Regions from separate parts of the Homo sapiens genome. Here regions 1, 3, 4 and 5 are each linked to region 2. Evidence: chromatin contacts called from ENCODE Hi-C or POLR2A ChIA-PET data. All regions are on one chromosome and are shown on one strand. Each heading gives the region's core, a stretch centred on a gene start or an enhancer-like site at or near the end of the contact. The rest is flanking DNA. Distances are from core to core; before and after follow the strand shown.

Region 1 (3,476 bases), core at 682-3,181, 2.1 Mb after region 2:
AAGCTCATCTAGTTCAATCCTCCATCTGATTATATAGTGTCCTACTAAATACCAGGTTATACATAATTAGTATAGTGATAGAGTACTCACAGCCATATATGTCTAGAGCAGCTCATTCCATGAATTCCTTCCAAAATTCACTGAAAAGAAAACTGTTTGTTATTGCTTCACCAAGGGAATAAAGAAGGCTGTGGTCCAAAAATAAGATCACCATCATCTCCACTGCATAATTTATAGGATTTAGAGTCAGGCTGTGAGGAAGACAGTTCAGGAAAAGACATAACTGCAGGAGTACAACTATTTCTTCTGATTTTTGATACCCCTCTCTTCCATTTCCACCAAAACGAGAATTTATTTCAATGACAGCAAATGTTCATATAGGGAGAATAGTTGTACAGTATAGAGAAGCCCTAAAGTGTGTCATTTATCTAGTGTCTAATTATAAGTGGCTTGGGCGAAACCCCATAGCTACTAAAAATACAAAATTAGCCAGGCATGGTGGCGTGCACCTGTAATCCCAGCTACTTGGGAGGCTGAGGCAGGAGAATTGCTTGAACCCAGGAGGCAGAGGTTGCAGTGAGCCAAGATGGCGCCACTGCACTCCAGCCTGGGCGATAGAGCGAGACTCCGTCTCAAAAAATTAAAAATGAAAACATACACAGGGTCGGGCGCGGTGGCTCACGCCTGTAATCCCAGCACTTTGGGAAGCCGAGGTGGGCGGATCACCAGAGGTCAGAAGTTTGAGACAAACCTGGCCAACATAGTGAAACCCTGTCTCTACTAAAAATACAAAAAATTAACTGGGCATTGCGGCGGGTGCCTGTAATCCCAGCTACTCGGGAGGCCAAGGCAAGAGAATCTCTTGAACCTGGGAGGTGGACGTTGCAGTGAGTCAAGATGGTGCCACTGCACTCCAGCCTGGGCGACAGAGCGAGACTCAGTCTCAACACACACACACACAGACACACATACACACAATACACATGTGATTGGGGTTGTGGAGAAGCATTGACCATCTGTAAGCCCCTAGAGGGTGGGGGCTATAGGTTATTTGCGTTTTTTACAAGCAGGACCATGTCAGGCATATAATGGATGCCCATACATGTTTGAATCAATATGTAGCCTAATACAGTGATATTGGCAAGACGGGTTTAGAAACATTGTTTTGGTTCAAGATAGAGTTACTGCTTCTTCTACTTCTTAGGTAGGGCTAGAAATCGAATGGAGAATTACTTTCTGTTCATGTATGGGCAAGCGATTCATTGCCAGCCCTGTCAAAGACACATAGAGTTTTTTTTCTCATTGCACACAGGATTTGGGTGATTAGGAAAGTGGAGCGAGTCTACTAATAAACCGTTGTAATAGCACGCAAAGCAAAAATAAATTCAGCGTATTCGTCCCATGCCAATTTAGGAGCATATTTCTCAAATTATGTTTACGTAGGTTTTCCCTAGAGTGAGTGGTTCCCAATCTTGTTTTGTCGGTATTTGCCATCAGTTGTCATTAATTCATTGTTATTAATGGGAAGTGCTCTTTGATCCGTCGGAACCTTGCTCAGTATAGGCCCCAAATGTTCCTTTAAGCCTCGGGGAAAACGACTTTGGCTGGTCGGTGCCCAAAGCCACACCCACTAAGAGGCCTTAGGAAACCTGGGGCTTTCCTGGCGGCGACCTAGCTGTGGCAACCACGCGGCGCGTCGGGATCCCATGGGTCGCGCTTGTTTTCCCCGTGGGAGGCGCGTCCCCCTCCTCCGCCCGGCCGGCCGGCCCTGGACCAGCTGCCTTTCTGGCCGGGACGCCGGGCCCCTTTCCGCACGCGGCGCGCCCCGAGTTCATTTGCATAGGGACGCGCGCGGCGCCGGCGAGAGGGAGGGCGGGCGCGGCCGGGAAGACGGCGCGCGCGCGCCCTGACAGCTCGGCCCTGCTCGCTCACTCGCTCGTCCCCGGCTTCCGAGCACAGCATGGCGGTCAAGGTGACTCCAACTCTCTGCTGCTGCTTTTATTGCATAAGAGACATTCCGAGCGCCCTGCCTGCAGCCCCCCACTGCTTCCCATTTTATTCATTGTCTAGGTCTTAGATAGCTTGTCCTGGGGCTCCGGCTTGCTGCGGGGAGAGCTGTGCGGGGCTTGGACCGGAGGAGGGGATGCCCGGCTGGGGGAGGGGAAGGAGGAGGGATTGTGAGTTGAAGGGGCTTGTACGGTAACACGGGTCAGTGAAGGAAGAGTAATGTCCTGTCCTAGGTGCATGGGATTGTGAGTCCGGAGTTGGAGGGCATCAGAAAGGGTGTGGGAGGAAGTGGCAAGTAAAGCTGGGGATACCTAGGGTATCAGTGAATTGCGGTGGGGGAGGGAGTAAGTATTGAGTAATTTGGGGCCTCAATAAGGCCGAGGGCAGTGGTTGGCTTTTGCGTTGCAGATTGCAGGGTATGGAAAGTATTTGTATTTGTGGCAGCTCTCATATTTTAGGTTGGATGGGGAGAGGGACGCGGAGATAATTACATGTTGGGTTTGCTTTTTATGGAGAAAGGCTGCTAGGCCAAGTGATTAATTTGGGTGATTTAACTTTCCTGTTGATCTACTCTTGTTAGCTTCTTGATTTGAAGGTGGGTGGTTACTACTGTGTTGCTAGTAGATGTGGAATAAAGTAAAAGATCCTCATTGCCTTCCCTTTCCAGTCCAGAGGAAGCACTGTCCGATAGCTTTGCTGTATCTTAGGCTATTCGCACCTGTTTTTCTGCCCTCTAGTCACAGTTATCCAGTTTGACAGTTCTTATCAGCAATTAGGGCTTTTAGTTTGTTTTAAACTAAATGATAAAAGATAGGAGCATTGATTGTTAGCCATGTGACCTCTAATCTGAAGAGATTGTGTGGTCTCTAGTGAAGCATTAACTGGCTTTTTTTTCTTTTTTGCTTACAGGTGCAGACAACTAAGCGAGGGGATCCTCATGAGTTAAGAAACATATTTCTACAGGTAAATTGGCTTGCATAGTGTGCCTTTCATTGCAAAAACAAAAAACGTACATGTCCTTAGTCCTATTCATGCCTTAACTTTGAGGAATGTTCAGTTTTCATGTATTCTTTCAAACATGACCGGACAATATAGCTTATACTTCTCTTAATAAGGTTTGATTTAAGGCCTTCTTTTAATTAAGGGTCGATAAAAGGTTTTCCTCAAGTTACTGCTTTTTTTTTTACATGACTTAAGATATATATTTTGAAAAAAAATTTCCAGCTTAAGCACAGAGACCAAGATAAAATTTCAAAATGTATTGGCATTCTTGTATAGTTAATAGGTATGATGACTAAAATTCTCTTCCTTGAAAGTTGCATGTTTACAAAGTTTTCCTACTTATGAGCTATCCTCCATGTAATTTGTTACAGAGATAAGAATATTATAGCTATTCTTAATTTGTGTGTCTTACTTACATTGTATCCTTAAGCCTTGGGGATTTTACCCCAAAATGTTACCTCTTAAGA
Region 2 (3,287 bases), core at 376-2,875:
AAATAGTACATAGGTTATACGACTCAACTTTGAAAGTGACTTTTCCACTTAAATATGAGACTACAAGGACTATTAGAAGAGATGAACCCTATTCTTGGACTCAGAATTTTGAGTCTCGTTTCCGCATGTTTGTGGTTTTTAGGTTAATTCCCTGGAAATTTGATCTTTGTACAATTAAGAGCAAAGTAACCATACAATGTTTCTGATCCTGTCAGCATAGGCGGTTAAGTGCTTTGGAACTGGGATGTAAACTCAGTATCTCACAAATGGATTACCTATTAAGTTAGGACACACAAAATCTGGTTAAAGTGCTTGGACTTCACAACCTCATCCACCAGCACATCACATATCACACAAAATATAATAATCACAGTAATGGGAAAACTGAATCTTGAGCCAGATTTCTAAAAAACAGGTATTGTGGACAGTGTTTCCACCTCTTGAATTTAACTTCTTTCTTGGCAACTATACTTGAAGGTAACAGGGAGAGATGTCTCTTAGTTGGCAAAACACACACTTAAAACCTGAGCATTTTCCCCCAGGATGACAGCAAGATACCAAGGATGCCAAAGAAGGAAGGAGTGTTAACCTAATCCAGTAAGAGAAACAAGATTTTAAAATACAACAAAAATGTTCCAATGGGGGAAAAAAGGTAGTTCACCGGTTCACGACTTTAAAAAACGTTGGCAGTGGTTGATGGGCTTATTTCAGGAGATATCTGACTTGGTACCAAGAGGATAAAGAGGCCGGGAATAATACGTTTGTGCAGCAAAATGGTTATGTGACCGATTTTTTAAAACACAGAATTCTGCCCCACTGAATACATACACATACCACAAGTAAAATGAAATATACTTTTAAGTGCCCGTTTTGGTGCCACTGGCCAAAATTAAAACTCTCCTTCCGTATGTGAGGTGACTTGAGATTTCTTTTTTGCTTTAAATGCCTGCCTTCAGGGTACGTGAAAGTGGGAGACCGGTTGGAAAACTGGGGCTAAGGGGGCTGGGAGCGAGATGGCTGTGACTGAATCAGGAAGCTGGATGTGAGAGAGAAAAATCCTCCTCCAGCCTCGGAGGGGGTGTCTCCCCTAATACCAGCTCCCTCCCCCCGGGCTCGTGGGGCGGGTCTGGTTTGCTCAGTAGCGGCAGCGGCCGCAGCAGCAGCCCCGGGGCTGAGCAGCGGTGGCCTCCTGGCAGCGCAGGGAAGCGGCGGCTCCAAGAGCGCGAGGCCCTGGGGAGATCCGGCCAAGACTGCTGCCGGGATGGAGGAAGCGTCCAGTGGAGCAGGAGTCACCGGGGACGAATTTCCTCCCCAGCTCAGCTCCCCTACAGCTTGGCTAGGCCTGCTCCGAGCGCCTGCAAGGTGGAGGAGGCCTGCGCCTCGGGCCTGGCAGCGGCAGCCGGCGAGGGAGGCGGGCACAGCGGGGTAACCGGCGAGCCGTAGCCGCTCTCGAAAACCTACGCTGCCACGGCCGCTCATTGTCTCTCCCCTTCCACCCGGGGGCAAACAGGAAGCGCGCCGCCTGGCAGACCGACGGACAGGCGCCTGGACCAATGAGCACAGCCGACAAAGAGCACGGCGGCGAATGAGAGCCAAGAAGAGGGGCGGGAGTTCCGGGCGGGCTGTCACCCTCTTCCCCCCTTTTGGGCTGGAGGCTCCACCTTTTGTGTTTCCCGCACAGTCAATCAAAATAGGAAAAAAAAATCCCCGGACCGCTCCGGCCGTGTCCGCCGCCGCTTCCCGCATCCTCTCCCGCCGCCGCCGCCTTCGCTCCTCACCATGTGTAAGGCGGCGGGGAGCCCCGCCTGAGGTGCCCTAAACACACTATGACCGGTACGTAAAGCCGAGAGAGCAACCCTTGCTGCTGCCGCCGCCGCCGCTGCCGCCGACCACAGCCAGCCCGGGGCCGCTGCCGCCGGTCTCGGCCCCGTGTGTGCGACCGAGTGTCTGTGAGAGGCAGAAAGCTGCACTCCCCTGCGCCTCCCTCCCCTCCCCGCCAGCCACCGTCCACCCCCGAAGCCCCAGCAACGCCGTCTCCCCGCCAGGCCCCGGGGCGGGCGGCCCGGTCCGCCGGGAGCGCATCCCCCTGTGTGCGGGCGCGGGCGGGCGTGTGTGAGTGACTGACGGTGCGAGAGGAGCGAGCGCGAGTGAGAGCGAGCGGCGCGAAGGGAAAGGGGAGGAGAGGAGAGGGGGCAGGGGCAGCGCGGGGAGGAGGAGGAGGAGGGAAAGAGGAGGAGGAGGAGGGTTACAGGCAGCGGCGGGCGGGGGCAGCAGCAGGAGGGGAGGAGGGAGCCGCCGCCGCCGCCGCCGCCGGGGGGCGGGTGGGGGAGGGGAAGGGGCCTGGGTCCGGGCTTTGGGAGTAATTTCGCTTCGGCCCGCGGGCCCCCTCCCTCTCCGCCACCCGCCTTCCTCCCCACCCCCACCCCCCCGCGCTGTGCCTGCAGCTCCCGAAAAGCCCGTGAAACAAGAGGAAATGGCTGCCTTGGACGTGGATAGCGGCGGCGGCGGTGGCGGCGGCGGCGGCCACGGCGAGTATCTGCAGCAGCAGCAACAGCACGGAAACGGTGCGGTGGCGGCGGCAGCGGCGGCCCAGGTGAGGAGCGGCTGAACCCCGGCCCGGCTCCCCCCTCGCGCCGCTTTCTCCTCCCCTCGCCTCTCCCCTCCCTCCTCGCCTCACCCCTCCCTCCTCGTCTCTCCCCTCCCCTCCACTCCCCTCCCCCCGCCCCGGGAGCTGCCCGCCCGAGGCGCCAACGCTCCGACCCCGCCCGCGCCGCCCCGCCTCGCCCGCCTGCCGCCTTTTTGTGCGCGTGTGAGTGTGGGCCCCAGCGTGCCCTCCCGGGGGTGGGTTCCGGGCGGAAGGCGGAGGCCCGGCGCGCAGCCCGCCGCCCGCCTGCCCGCGGACCGGGGAGCCGGGGTGCTTGGAGCGGGGGACGCCAGGCGTGGGCTGGCGGCGGGACCAGGAGGAGGAGGAGGAGGAGGAGGAGAGCGCGGGCTGGCGCTTGCCCGGGCGCAGTCGGCGGGGACCGAGTCGTACTTCCTGTGCGAAAGGCGGCCCGACCCTAACCGCCACCCCCTCCCCCTGTCTCCCTCTCTGAACCCGCCCATTGGGGGTAGGACACTCAGCCGTCACCGCTCGCTCTGCTGGCCGCTACCTGCAGCAAGATAGGGCCGCCATCGCCGGGCGACGACGAGGAGGAGGCGGCCGCCGCAGCCGGGGCCCCCGCCGCCGCCGGAGCGGTAAGTCCCGCGCGCGGCCCGCCCCCGCCGAGGCCGGGCGCCCGCCATCC
Region 3 (3,794 bases), core at 298-2,797, 2.5 Mb after region 2:
ATATGCTTTAAAAGAGGTCATGCAAAAGGAAAAGTGGGTTAGATAAAGCAAATGTGGCAAATCTTGATAGTTTTTGAATCTGGGTAATGAGTATATGGGGATGCATTGTGGCTTTCCTTCCCCCCTCATGTTGGACAGTTGTGGATGAGGCTGACTGTTAAACATTTTGGATCTCTAAATACTAGGCTTTTGTTTGAAAAAATTTCTCTAAAAAAAAAAAAAAAAGGCAAGTACTTCCAAAACACAATCCATCAATTCTCCAAAGCAGCATCTAATTATTTGATTGGCAACTGGATTTCTTGACTGTGGTATAAGTAGACTAAACACTAAACAGTACTCTGAACAATCTGTGGTTTTGCCTGCACTGTAGTTTTGCTTTAAGTTGGTATTTACAAAAATGACACCTGCAACTTTAGATTTAACAAGATTTTAAAATTACATGCATTTTTTACTGCCTAGTCTTATTTCGGACCCATTTTTTTCATTCTATTTCACTAGGCACTAATGTAGGCATGTGGTTCTATACAAATTATAGTTAAGATCAACAGTGAGGTGAATTACAGCAAAATTATCAATAAAAAGTTACCTGCTGACACAGCGCCGATAATTGTCAAAATATATTCTTCCTCTCTCATAGGCTATAGGTGACCTGGAATGAGTTGTCCAGACATTCTTAAATTTAGTACTTTCCTAAAAGACATAAAGAATTTCCGTTCAGGAAAGAACTCTTAGGCTTTAAGTTAGATTTTAAATTTTCAAAGCAACATAATGTCACCTATATTATTTTAAAACTTTTTGCATCCTTCCTCCACTCTGCCCTCATGTTTTGGCTTAATGAGGTGACCAACTTTTAGAATAATTGTTTCCAGGTAAGACATAAGAAGCGTAAAACTAAAAGCAGCTGGTGGCCCTATTACCACCTATCCCAGATTCCGGGCTTGTATCCTCCTCCCCATCACATGTGACCCTATAAAGGGAGGCCCCAGCGCGTTAAAACCGCATCCCCGCAGGAGGCTCGGCCGCCGCGCGCCCGCGGCCCTCCGTCCCGCCCCGGCCGGCTGGCGGTCACCTGGCACACCAGCGCCCGCAGGATGCCCAGGTTGGTCCTCTGCACCACGCCTGCGTCGCGCGAGAAGCAGCCCAGCGCCCGGCGACTCAGCCGGCTGCACACGTTGGGCTTCCGGGTCGGGCCCATGGAGGCGCGGGCCGGGCCCTGGGTAGGCTGGGCCGCCGAGTGGCGCGCCCCACACTCCCGTGCTGGGCAGCCGCCGCTGCCTTCGAATTTCGAGGCCCAGACTTTCCCGGCGGGGCCCAGGGAAAGCTGACACGGGGAGGCGGGCAGGGAGCACCCGACGGCGGGGCGAGGGAAAGCAGAGCCGCTTGCACCGCCAGAGCGCGGAGAGAAGGGAAGAAGCACTCCCTTTTCGATCTGCCCCAGGCTCTCTGGCCGCTGACAGTGCGACGCTCCGGTACCGCGCGGCCGGCCGGAGCCGCTCTCTCACCGGGAAATGTAGTTCCTAGTGCCTCGTGAGGCAGCCCGGCTTCTCCCAGGAACTACAATTCCCGTCAGGCGGCGGGGAGCGAGGGCTTGCCCGGCCCTGCCTCTGCCTGCCGCGGCCCCGCCTCCTCCGGCCCGCGGAGGCTGCGCTGTCTTGCGGGCGCGCTTCTCTGTGCTGCGAGTGGCTAGCTGGGCAGAGCCCTGGGGGCGCGGTGCTGCCGCCTCCAGGTCTCCGCCCCGTGTGTGCGCCCTGCACTTAGGGATCCCTCCCTCACTGCCCCGGTACTCACAAGCTTCTCGGCCCCGACCTTCGCCCTGGGAGGTTCTGGCCAGGTGCCGGGAGGGGCGCTGTGTCGAGGGCGATCCCCCCAAAGCAGCGTCCCGTGCTAAAGGTACGCCCCGCGGCTTTCCCTTCAGCCGCATGTTGGCTGAGGGGGACGGTAAACTGTGCTTTTGTATTAGGAAGATGCTGGCTTCCCATTCACTCTTAGTTTCACCCTCCAAACTGGGATTGAGTTACTCTTTCCCGGAGGCTTGTCCTTGGGTGGCCTGCGGGGACACTGACTGGTTTTGCGATAATTGCTTCATTTCATTTCCTCTCGCCTCCATTCTTTTTTCTTTATAGGGAATAAAATATGAAATGCTTACATTCTTATTGGACGGCCTAAGATATTCCTCGTCGATGTCTCTAAGTAAAAGATATACTTTGTTAACTAGCCCTGCCTGTATGTTCAAAGTTCCCAGCACACTAAACTTTCAGCAAGCTTGCACCACATGTGTCCCACCGCCATGCTCTAAGTCCCTTAAGGGTGGGGCCGCTGTATCTCCCACGTGGACTTGGGCATGCTACCTCTTGTTCATAGGTGCTCAAAGAAAGCCAGCGATCGCACCTGACTGGCAGAGCAAAAAGTACAGTACAGCAGGTCCTTGAATCGCATTTTTTCGTTCAGTGTCATTTTGTATAACTTGATGAGAAAAAATAATAATTTCCTACCGGGGCTACTGTTTGTGTGGATCTTGCCCCTTCTCCCCACGTCTGCATGGGTTTTCACCAGGTACCCCAGGGTACTGCCTCCCACATCTCAGTGCAGGCTGGATGAATTGGCCTTGTCTGTGTTTCCTGTCTGAGTGTGAGTGTGAGTGCTCCCTGCGATGGAATGTCGTCGTGTCCAAGGGTTGGTTCCCACCTTGCACCCTGAGCTGAGGGGATAGGCTTCAGCCACCCTCGACCCTGAACTGGAATAATTAGGTAAATAACTATCTTACTTGTTTTTATTAATCTTCCTTAAATGTATGTATAGCTCCCATTTATTTCAATGTTTAATATTAGAAGTGTTTTGGTTTGTATTTAGGAGTTTGGTGATGTTTTTGTGACCAGAAATATGTTATAGGAACTTAACTTTTGTTTATATCAATTGGCCTATGGTAAAAATGGTTTTGTTATATGTCATTTTGCTTACAGTCAGTTTCCAAAAATCTGTTGATGACATTAAGTGAGTACTTACAGTACTGGGTGAGTGTGTTGGGTCACAGTTTAAGTGTTTAGTAAACATTGGCCATATCTCTTTTTAACCCTGCTGAATTTCCTTCAGGGCTCGAGCTTTTGCTGATTTTTCATGACTTATTTACAGCATACGGTAGAGTGCTTTGTATATTTTTAGAGAGTGCTACAATAGTTAATTTGGTAATTCATGAATGCAGCTGTCACTGAGAAAACTGGAACCCAGAAAAGATAACTGGGTTTTCTTTGGCTTAAATGAAATTCAAATCATTTCTGAATTGAATTCATCAACTCTCTCATTTCTCTTTCCTCTTTGCCCCCACTTGTTTGTCTTCTTTCTTGTGGCCTTTATTTCACCACCAAGTCGTCACCAAGGGAGAGTCATCCTGGATGCCTTGCTGTTCCTCACCCACAACCAAGTCCTTTAGACTCTTATCCATCTCATCTTCATTTCACCTAAGTAATTTAGGGCCTCACCATTTTTTATCACATTATTAAGTAGTCTCTTAATTTCTGCCTTACTTGTGACACAGGATTTTTTTTTTTTGACGTTGCTTTGCCACTGGAGACCTCCGCAGCTGGAGACCTACCCAGGCCTTGCTCGGGCTGGGCTTGCCACAGGAGGTGCCCTGCACAACTGGCCCACTGGGCCACTCCTGGCTTGCACGCAGGTGTGGATCCTGTGGCCACCTGACTGTGGGCTCAGCCCCTGGCAGGAGAGGGTGTCTGAGCTGGTGAGTGCAGAGTTGTGTGGTATCCAGCTGGTTGCTCCAAGTGCCGGCACAGGAGCTGGCT
Region 4 (3,471 bases), core at 439-2,938, 2.0 Mb after region 2:
CTATAAACTTCAAAAAGGGGTTAAAACACACACACAGAAAATGGGAAAGACTTGAAGCAGTACAGATTAATAGTCTGGAGTGAGAATTCCTGGATTCTGACTATTTCACACACTTACTGAGCTAGTAAGCTCAGGGAACTAGAGCACATTACTTAACCCCTCTGACCCTAATCTACAGAACCGAGATTACAGAATTTACTTCGAGGAATGTAAGCAACAAAATTTAACCTGTGAAATCATATATTAGCTCAATCTGCACAATTCTATAAGTAGGTATTACATCAACCCCATTTTACATTCAAAAGTTCAGGCTTAGAAAGAGGTTTAGTTGAAGGGCATCCAACTACTAAATGATGGGCCCAAAATTCGAATTTAGATGTAATTCTTAGAGTACGTCCTCCCTCTTCTGTGGTACTTCAAGATCCTACAATCTCCATCTGGTAGAAAAGTCCTTCTTTAAACATCTGTAGAGCTCACACAACAGCTTGTCTATCCCACATATTCATAAAAATGGAATGGTTAATGTAGAGAGACTATGAGGAATGCCCTGTAAAGAGATGATAAAAGCAACAAAGGCCAGCGAAGTGGCTCAATCCTGTCATTCCAACACTTTGGGAAGCTGAGGCGAGAGGATGGCTTGAGGCCAAGAGTTCCAGACCGGCCTGAGGCAATACAGCCAGACTCTGTCTCTAAAAGGTTAAAAAAAATTGTTTTTTTTTAGCCGAATGTTGTGGCGCATGCCTGTAGTCCTAGCTACTCGGGAGGCTGAGGCAAGAGGATCGCTTGAGCCTACGAGGAGTTGGAAGCTGCCCGGAACTATGATCGCTGCACTCCAGCCTGGGCGACAGAGAGACCCTGTCTCAGGAAAAAGAAACTGTCCATAACTTCAAAAGATAAGTAATCGAAAAAAATAATCACACCAAAACAGCCTTAATACACGTACAAAGTAATAGCAATTATACATTATTAAATGTTGTAACTTGAAGGGTCTCTAGAATGTACACAAGAGAATTGTATTATAGTAGTCCAACCCTAAAAGAGAAGGGAGCAGTTCAGGAACAAAGTCTTTCTCAAAGGGCATCTAAATACGATCCTCGGAATACTAAAGTGTGACAGATTAACGAGACGACTACGAAGTCAGTCGAGATCCAAGTGGGAGCGCCAGAGCAGGGCAAGGCAGCAATGCGCTAGCTCAGAAGTTGACTGTAGTGGAAGGTAGACGGAGACCTGGAAGAGGAGGAGGATCTGAGCATTAAAATCAGCTGGCGGGAACAGGACCAGATGTACAAGAGCTGAAGCAAGCAGCAGTGGACAAAAGGAATGGGAAGAGAAACAGGCCCCAAGGCATGTGGCATTTTACGAGCCCAAATCATGACGCTTTTCCCTGGCGTCTTCGGCCCTCGGTAGGGGCCGGATTGCTGGCAGAAGGCGCAGAACCCCAAGCAGTTGGGGGCGGGGGCGCGGACCGCCGCCAACAAGGAGCTGCTGGGCTGAGAGTTCCGCGCTTCCGGTCCCAAGCAGGCCTTCTGGAACCCAGGCTACAGCCCGAAAGTTCTAGGCGGGCATTGTCACCACCGTCTCGGCGTTCTATCCCCGATCTGGCCGCCTCCTCCCCTTGGTAAACTTTTCCCGGTAACTTACCCGCCATTTCCGAGCTACGATCACCCGCGGCTGAGGAAGGACGAATCAACCCGCGCGCTCCCGGGCCGGAAGTGACCGCACAGTCTGACATATTTTCCCCGCCCACTCCCAGCGTGACGTTAGCCAATTAAAGGAGGCGTGTCCAGGAGCCCGGCGGCGGAAGCGCCTCAAGAGGCGGGGCTAACGCCGAGAAGTCTGCGCGGGCCGTTGCCTAGCCACTGCGAATGCCGTCAGCCGCTTTGCAGGCCTGAAGTGGAGAAGGAGGCCGCAAACGGACTTTCGCGGTTGAGATGCTCTCTGGCCCTAGGAAAGTTTCTCTGGGGTTGATTTGATCAATACAGACACTTTACGCCTGTTTTCCATACCCGTCCCTGAGATGTTTTGGAGACTGGCTGAAAATCTTTCCTCTTGGCCTGGACAGTGCATCCAAACACCTGAGCCCTGTGGGCAATTTTACCATTTTACCTAGGTAAAATGTAGAGGTTGAGTTTCAGTTGCGGGAGAAGCTTTCACTTGTTTTCCTCATTTGTTTCTCATTTTGCTGTAAACTTTAACACCTTTTTTCCTTTCTCCCCTGTTTTTAACGTATACAGTATGATATTTAGGTACTCTGCTTTCACTCTGCAGGTTACTAAGAACCGTTTAGCGCGCAAAAATCGTTACCTAGGCCGGGCGCGGTGGCTCACGCCTATAATCCCAGCACTTTGGGAGGCCGAGGCGGGTAGATTGCCTGAGCTCAGGAGTTCGAGACCAGTGTAGCCAACATAGTGAAACCCCGTCTCTACTAAAAATACAAAAATTAGCCAGGCATGGTGGCAGGCGCCTGTAATCCCAGCTACTCGGGAGGCTGAGGCAGGAGAATCGCTTGAACCCTGGAGGCGAAAGTTGCAGTGAGCCGAGATTGCGCCACTACACTCCAGCCTGGGCAACAGAGTGAGACTCCGTCTCAAAAAAAAAAAAAAATTGTTACCTAATAAATACCTCAAGTAGCCTGATGTAGTCTTGCATGCCACATGTCCTAGTGGTTTGAATTACATCACAAGGTGCTACCTGATTTTAGCCATAGGCCTTGTTAGTATTTAGTAGCTGTAGGAACTGCTTTCCCCAGAGGATAAACCACTATTTAGGTATCCACAAATATTCCCACAATGTTGGCTATACACCAGAATTCCTTATCTCAACAAATATTTGTTAACAGGTTTTACAGTGATGCACGCTAAAGCTAAAATGGACCCTTGGGATGATGGTCTAGAACTAACACGCCCTCTCATTTTAGAGATGAGGAAACCAAAGCCCAGAAAAGATAAACTGCCCAAGTTCATTCTCAGTATGCAACCTATGCAGAGTGCAGTTCATCAGATACTCAGCCCAGTATTTATTTGCTCAACTATATAGAGATGGCTTTCCTGAAGATAAAGATCAGAAAAGGTACTGAGAATGCCCAGATCCTTTTTCTTTCTTTTTTTTTTTTTTTTTTTTAGACGGAGTTTCACTCTTGTTGCCCAGGCTGGAGTGCAATGGCACAATCTCAGCTCACCACAGCCTCCGCCTCCCGGGTTCAAGCGATTCTTCTGCCTCAGCCTCCTGAGTCGCTGGGATTACAGGCATGCGCCACCACACCCAGCAATTTTGTATTTTTGTAGAGACGGGGTTTCTCCATGTTGGTTAGGCTGATCTCGAACTCCCAACCTCAGATGATCTGCCCATCTCGGCCTCCAAAAGTGCTGGGATTACAGTCGTGATCCCAAGAAAAGGTTTCAAGATCCTTTTTCTTGAAACCTAATGATACACAAGAAATTACAGTCATAGGCCGGGCGTGGTGGCTCACGC
Region 5 (3,833 bases), core at 716-3,215, 2.0 Mb before region 2:
TAGGACAGCTGGTTTATTTATCTCTGTATCCTCAGCACGTAACACAGGGCCTTGTCAATAAATATTTGGAACCACCCTGTAGCCTGAAGTCCAGCCACAATAGTGTGTATGTTGATTTCTCTGCTTGTAATGTCTTTCCCTCACTTTATTTGCTCGATGAACAACTATTCTTGATATGAAGGAGGCAGTGGCTTAGTGTTACCTTCAACAGTGTACATAATCTTTCTACATTTCAGTTTCCTCATTTGAAAAATGATACTAAAAAGGTTGTTGGGAGGATTAAAAGAGTTAATGATTAAATACTTCTCTCCCTTCTCTTTCCAGGTCAAATCTCTACTCTCGGTAGAGCAATTCCCTAGGGAATTTTATCTCAGGATTAGGTTTTTGGAATCTCGTGTATCCAGACAGCTCTTCTCTGTCCCCTTGCTACCCTTTTTTCAGAGGTGGGGTATCGCTTGGTAGCCCAGGCTGGAGTACAGACACTGATGGCTCAATTGAAACCAGAGGACACATTACTGGCAAGTGGAAAGCCGTTCTTCCCAGTCTTCTTAGGAAAGGAGATCTTTCTGCGGTGAGATATATTTGCAAAACTGCACAGGACTTTAATACTTTGCAACAGCAAAGGTTGAAAAACAAAACGGTTAAATTTCCACATCAAAACAGGTGAAATGTTTCTGTTCATTTTCTTCTACATTTGGAAAGTGCCTGATCCACAGTGACACGCTAAACTTCAGTTCCCTTCCCCTCATCCTTGCAAGTGTACAGAACTGTAACTAAATATTTAGGCAATTAGGGCAAGCAAATTGCACAGTGAATTATGCGGTAGCTTCTAGTATAATAAATTTTCTTACCAACCAAACAATGCTCAGTTGCTTCTCTTGACAACCTGTTTGCATCGTCAAAGTTTAAATGTAACATATTAAAACTATTACTCTTTAAAAAATCATTGAAACTTTTTTGTGTATAAATAAAAAAATAGAATAAAAATAAATAAAAAATAGAAAAAAACCCATGAAAAATGTTTGCACATGGGGTAAAGCATGTAAAAGGGGTAAAGCATGATAAAAACCTTCGCTGAAGTTTCCCTGCTCACACATTACTGTGTGCACGTCTAGTCTTTTTCTCATTCAGGCATCATTTGTTATTTGTCTTTTCCAGTTGAGGAGGACACTTAATACCGTTTCGGCAGCGTTTCAAATCCGAGTCAAATATAGCCTGAGTGGTTTTTTTGTGGGTCCACCTATCAGGGCCTGTGAAGAGTGTTCTTGGGGTTAAGAGTTCTAAGATAGAAAACTCAGCTTATGCTGTTACCCGCAGGTTTTAAAGCAACATGATACGGCGTTTGAAGCTTACCTCACACCGGTGAGGTAAGCGTCCAGTCATCAAATGACCCTTTTTGACGTCCAAGAGTGACAGAGCCTCAAGCACTCCTGGGGACCGGGCTGACTTTTCTCCACTGGCTTGGTTGGGAACTGGCTTCTTCGGAGCTGTGTAGTCTTAATTTGCTTTGCTGCTGGCTGGCTGACAGCTGATGGGGGACTCCTCAGGACGGACTCCCTTCCAGATGCACCCATCTCCATCCTTCTCAACTCCCCAACCTTTGTCCTCCCCACTCTTCGCTCGCGCGGCGGTCTGAGACCACCAGGACCAGTTTCAGGGGTTTCCTTCTCCAGCGAGACTTGGCAGAACAGGCTTTAAAAGCAAAGGAGGCAGCGGAAGAGTAAGAAATAACTATATTCTAAGAGTCATAATAAATGGCAGTACATAACTGCGACACGACACCGAGCAGCCTAAGCTGGCTGCGGAGGCCACAAACACAAGATCCTAACCTCCCGGCCGACCCGCCCCAACAACTACCCGCCCAGGGTACGGTCACGTGACGGGGGAGCGGCGCGCGCCGACCGCGGCGCCAATTGGCGAGCGGCTGGAGCGCGGGGTTTCATGGGAAGGAGTTGGCCCGGCTTGTCTCTCTGTCAGTGGCGGCTGCTGCCTGCTCTGGAGGCAGGCTGGGCGGTGGCGGCCGAGACTGGCGGGGGTGGACGCCCGGGCCGGGCTGCGCCCGCTTCTTGCAGGTAGAACGCTCAAGGCGAGGGCAGTTGGGAGGGCTCTGCAGCGGGGAGGCATGCTGAGCTGTGCCCCTGGGAAATAAGCTGCGGGTTCCCCGCTTGCCTCTCCTTGGTGCCCCCGCCTCCTGCCAAGTGGCCTAGAGCTCTGCGGCGGCTGCTAGTCAGGCTGCGCGGTGGTCCGCGCAGACCCAGGCTCGCCGCCTTGTTCCCTGGATTTCCCAGCACACTGGCAGTGGTGGCGCTGGAGTCTTGAAACCCTTGTTTCCCCTCTAGGGCTGGTAGTTTCTCCAGCTCGGTTCTAGGAGATTCCGGGTGGTGACTGGCTTGAGCCCCAGCTCTTTGGCCCACTTGTGTCGAGCTTATCTCGACACAGGTGGGGCAAAGAGGTCAGAAGGTCCCAAACTAGCATTTCCTACGCTCAGCTGTCCGCTTTGAGCGTTCTCTCCGCTTCTCTTTCTGAGTTGTGCGGAGGCTCCAAGAGTTAGAAAGACCAGAAGGGACTGAAAACTGTCAGTGTCATGCTGCCGGGCTCTAGCGTGTGGGCGTGGAGTACGTGCTACTTAGAGAAGAGACTCTCCAACCATTGTCCTTATTTCAGGGATGGTGGGCTGTGGGGTGGAGGGGAAGGGCGAAGGTGCATTGTATCAGAGGCGTGGTAGGAGGAGAAAAACAAATCTAAATTCCGTCAGTTCATAGTTTACGGATTGAGAAAGAGTTGAAATTGGTCAACTCAGCTTTGCTGATGGTGCTTTCACAGTACTAAGCAAGACCCGTGAATCACTGAGTTTTCCGTGTTCTGCTTTTCCCAGTTGGCCTCCGGTGTGTGTTGCTCGGTGTCTACTGTTTCCTCCTTTCTTTATGGCCTGGGTGTCAGCATTGACAAAATTGACTCTATTCAACAGCGGTTTGGTGGGTGTGAGTAAGCTTGGTTTCAGGAATATGTTCAAACTGGCAGGGAATGCTCATTTCTTTTCCTCAGCAGCCCCCAGAAGACCAAGTTGACTTTTAACACATTTTCTTAAACAGGAGTGGTGCGTTTAAATTAGAATTTTAAGGTTGTCTGTTATCTATTGAGATCAGCTCAGTAATGATGTTAGTAAACTTATATAGTGTTTATATGTTATATAAACAAGAAAATACAAGAAAAGGAGAAGTTATATGGCTATTAAAAATATATGACTTCACATAGAAACATTTATAATCAAATAGTAATTTTTTGGTGGTATTTAGTTCAGATGAAAATTGACTTACCATGAAAGCAAGCACTAATCATTATATATTAAGAGTGCTTAATATATAATAGAGGTGTACTTTTCATTAAAATTCTTTTTGAGGAGCAATAAATGTGGCTTGGGCTATTTCAGAATTGTCTTTTCAGTTAGGACATTTGAAAGTTAGAATTCTAGAATAAATCACCTTTACTCTTCAATTGTATAGTATAATATGTTATGGAGGTACTGTTGATGGTGATTAAATAGCTTATACTTAACTTTGGAATTTGATAAACATAGAACTTCCTTTGCTGTTTCCTTCAAAGACCTACAAGGTTATTTAATGGCAGAGTCTACAGAATTTTTTGCTCTATTTCTTATACTAGAGAAAATGAGAGCAATCTATTTTTGTAAAAATACAAACTAATATAATTTTCCAATTTTAGAATTATGAAATAGGTGCTTTCTTTATAAGAAGTTAGAAATGTGTTTCATATAAATACATGTGTTTTCTGGTAATAATAATGGCTACAATTAAGCAGTTACTACTATGTGT

The links. A loop is a pair of places that touch in the nucleus more often than their neighbours do. ChIA-PET counts read pairs that join two places held with the same protein, here RNA polymerase II (POLR2A). Pooled maps may share reads with other maps.
Region 1: a pooled map shows a loop between it and region 2 (5-fold over the local background). The contact joins the promoter of SLC25A12 here to the promoter of SP3 in region 2. A Hi-C loop is called at or near these places in 6 of 50 pooled maps. POLR2A ChIA-PET finds 5 or more read pairs at or near these places in 2 of 52 experiments (K562 and activated naive CD4-positive, alpha-beta T cell).
Region 3: a map of CD8-positive, alpha-beta T cell shows a loop between it and region 2 (6-fold over the local background). The contact joins the promoter of DCAF17 here to the promoter of SP3 in region 2. A Hi-C loop is called at or near these places in 1 of 168 maps with a recorded cell type or tissue (CD8-positive, alpha-beta T cell), 1 of 37 single-sample maps with no recorded cell type and 9 of 50 pooled maps. POLR2A ChIA-PET finds 5 or more read pairs at or near these places in 1 of 52 experiments (activated B cell).
Region 4: a loop to region 2 is called in a map of B cell, with 19 times the contacts of the local background. The contact joins the promoter of HAT1 here to the promoter of SP3 in region 2. A Hi-C loop is called at or near these places in 3 of 168 maps with a recorded cell type or tissue (B cell, CD8-positive, alpha-beta T cell and naive thymus-derived CD4-positive, alpha-beta T cell) and 9 of 50 pooled maps. POLR2A ChIA-PET finds 5 or more read pairs at or near these places in 1 of 52 experiments (HepG2).
Region 5: a loop to region 2 is called in a map of CD8-positive, alpha-beta T cell, with 6 times the contacts of the local background. The contact joins the promoter of LNPK here to the promoter of SP3 in region 2. A Hi-C loop is called at or near these places in 3 of 168 maps with a recorded cell type or tissue (CD4-positive, alpha-beta memory T cell, CD8-positive, alpha-beta T cell and naive thymus-derived CD4-positive, alpha-beta T cell) and 7 of 50 pooled maps. POLR2A ChIA-PET finds 5 or more read pairs at or near these places in 1 of 52 experiments (T-cell).

What each region holds. Positions count from the first base shown.
Region 1 is chr2:171,892,699-171,896,174 of GRCh38, reverse strand. SLC25A12 (solute carrier family 25 member 12) reads left to right here and starts at 1,931. Exons shown (of 18, transcript NM_003705.5): 1 at 1,931-1,972; 2 at 2,917-2,970. The coding sequence starts at 1,961. RefSeq lists enhancers at 1,152-1,718, 1,719-2,285 and a silencer at 1,689-2,008.
Region 2 is chr2:173,963,711-173,966,997 of GRCh38, reverse strand. SP3 (Sp3 transcription factor) reads left to right here and starts at 1,625. Exons shown (of 7, transcript NM_003111.5): 1 at 1,625-1,833; 2 at 2,445-2,593; 3 at 3,115-3,237. The coding sequence starts at 1,827. RefSeq lists silencers at 1,378-1,447, 1,948-2,227, 2,558-3,047, 3,178-3,287 and enhancers at 2,288-3,110, 3,111-3,287.
Region 3 is chr2:171,431,979-171,435,772 of GRCh38, reverse strand. It overlaps DCAF17 (DDB1 and CUL4 associated factor 17), which reads right to left and starts at 1,547. Exons shown (of 14, transcript NM_025000.4): 1 at 1,070-1,547; 2 at 587-690. The coding sequence starts at 1,195. It overlaps METTL8 (methyltransferase 8, tRNA N3-cytidine), which reads left to right and starts at 1,783. Exons shown (of 10, transcript NM_001321154.2): 1 at 1,783-1,890. RefSeq lists enhancers at 721-1,280, 2,100-2,169, 1,842-2,402, 2,380-2,549 and a silencer at 880-1,789.
Region 4 is chr2:171,920,678-171,924,148 of GRCh38, reverse strand. It overlaps HAT1 (histone acetyltransferase 1), which reads right to left and starts at 1,688. Exons shown (of 11, transcript NM_003642.4): 1 at 1,642-1,688. The coding sequence starts at 1,648. LOC105373740 (a long non-coding RNA gene) reads left to right here and starts at 1,760. Exons shown (of 3, transcript XR_923579.2): 1 at 1,760-2,110; 2 at 2,918-3,069. RefSeq lists enhancers at 1,414-1,463, 1,604-2,252.
Region 5 is chr2:176,000,399-176,004,231 of GRCh38, reverse strand. It overlaps LNPK (lunapark, ER junction formation factor), which reads left to right and starts at 1,965. Exons shown (of 13, transcript NM_030650.3): 1 at 1,965-2,072. RefSeq lists an enhancer at 1,552-1,771.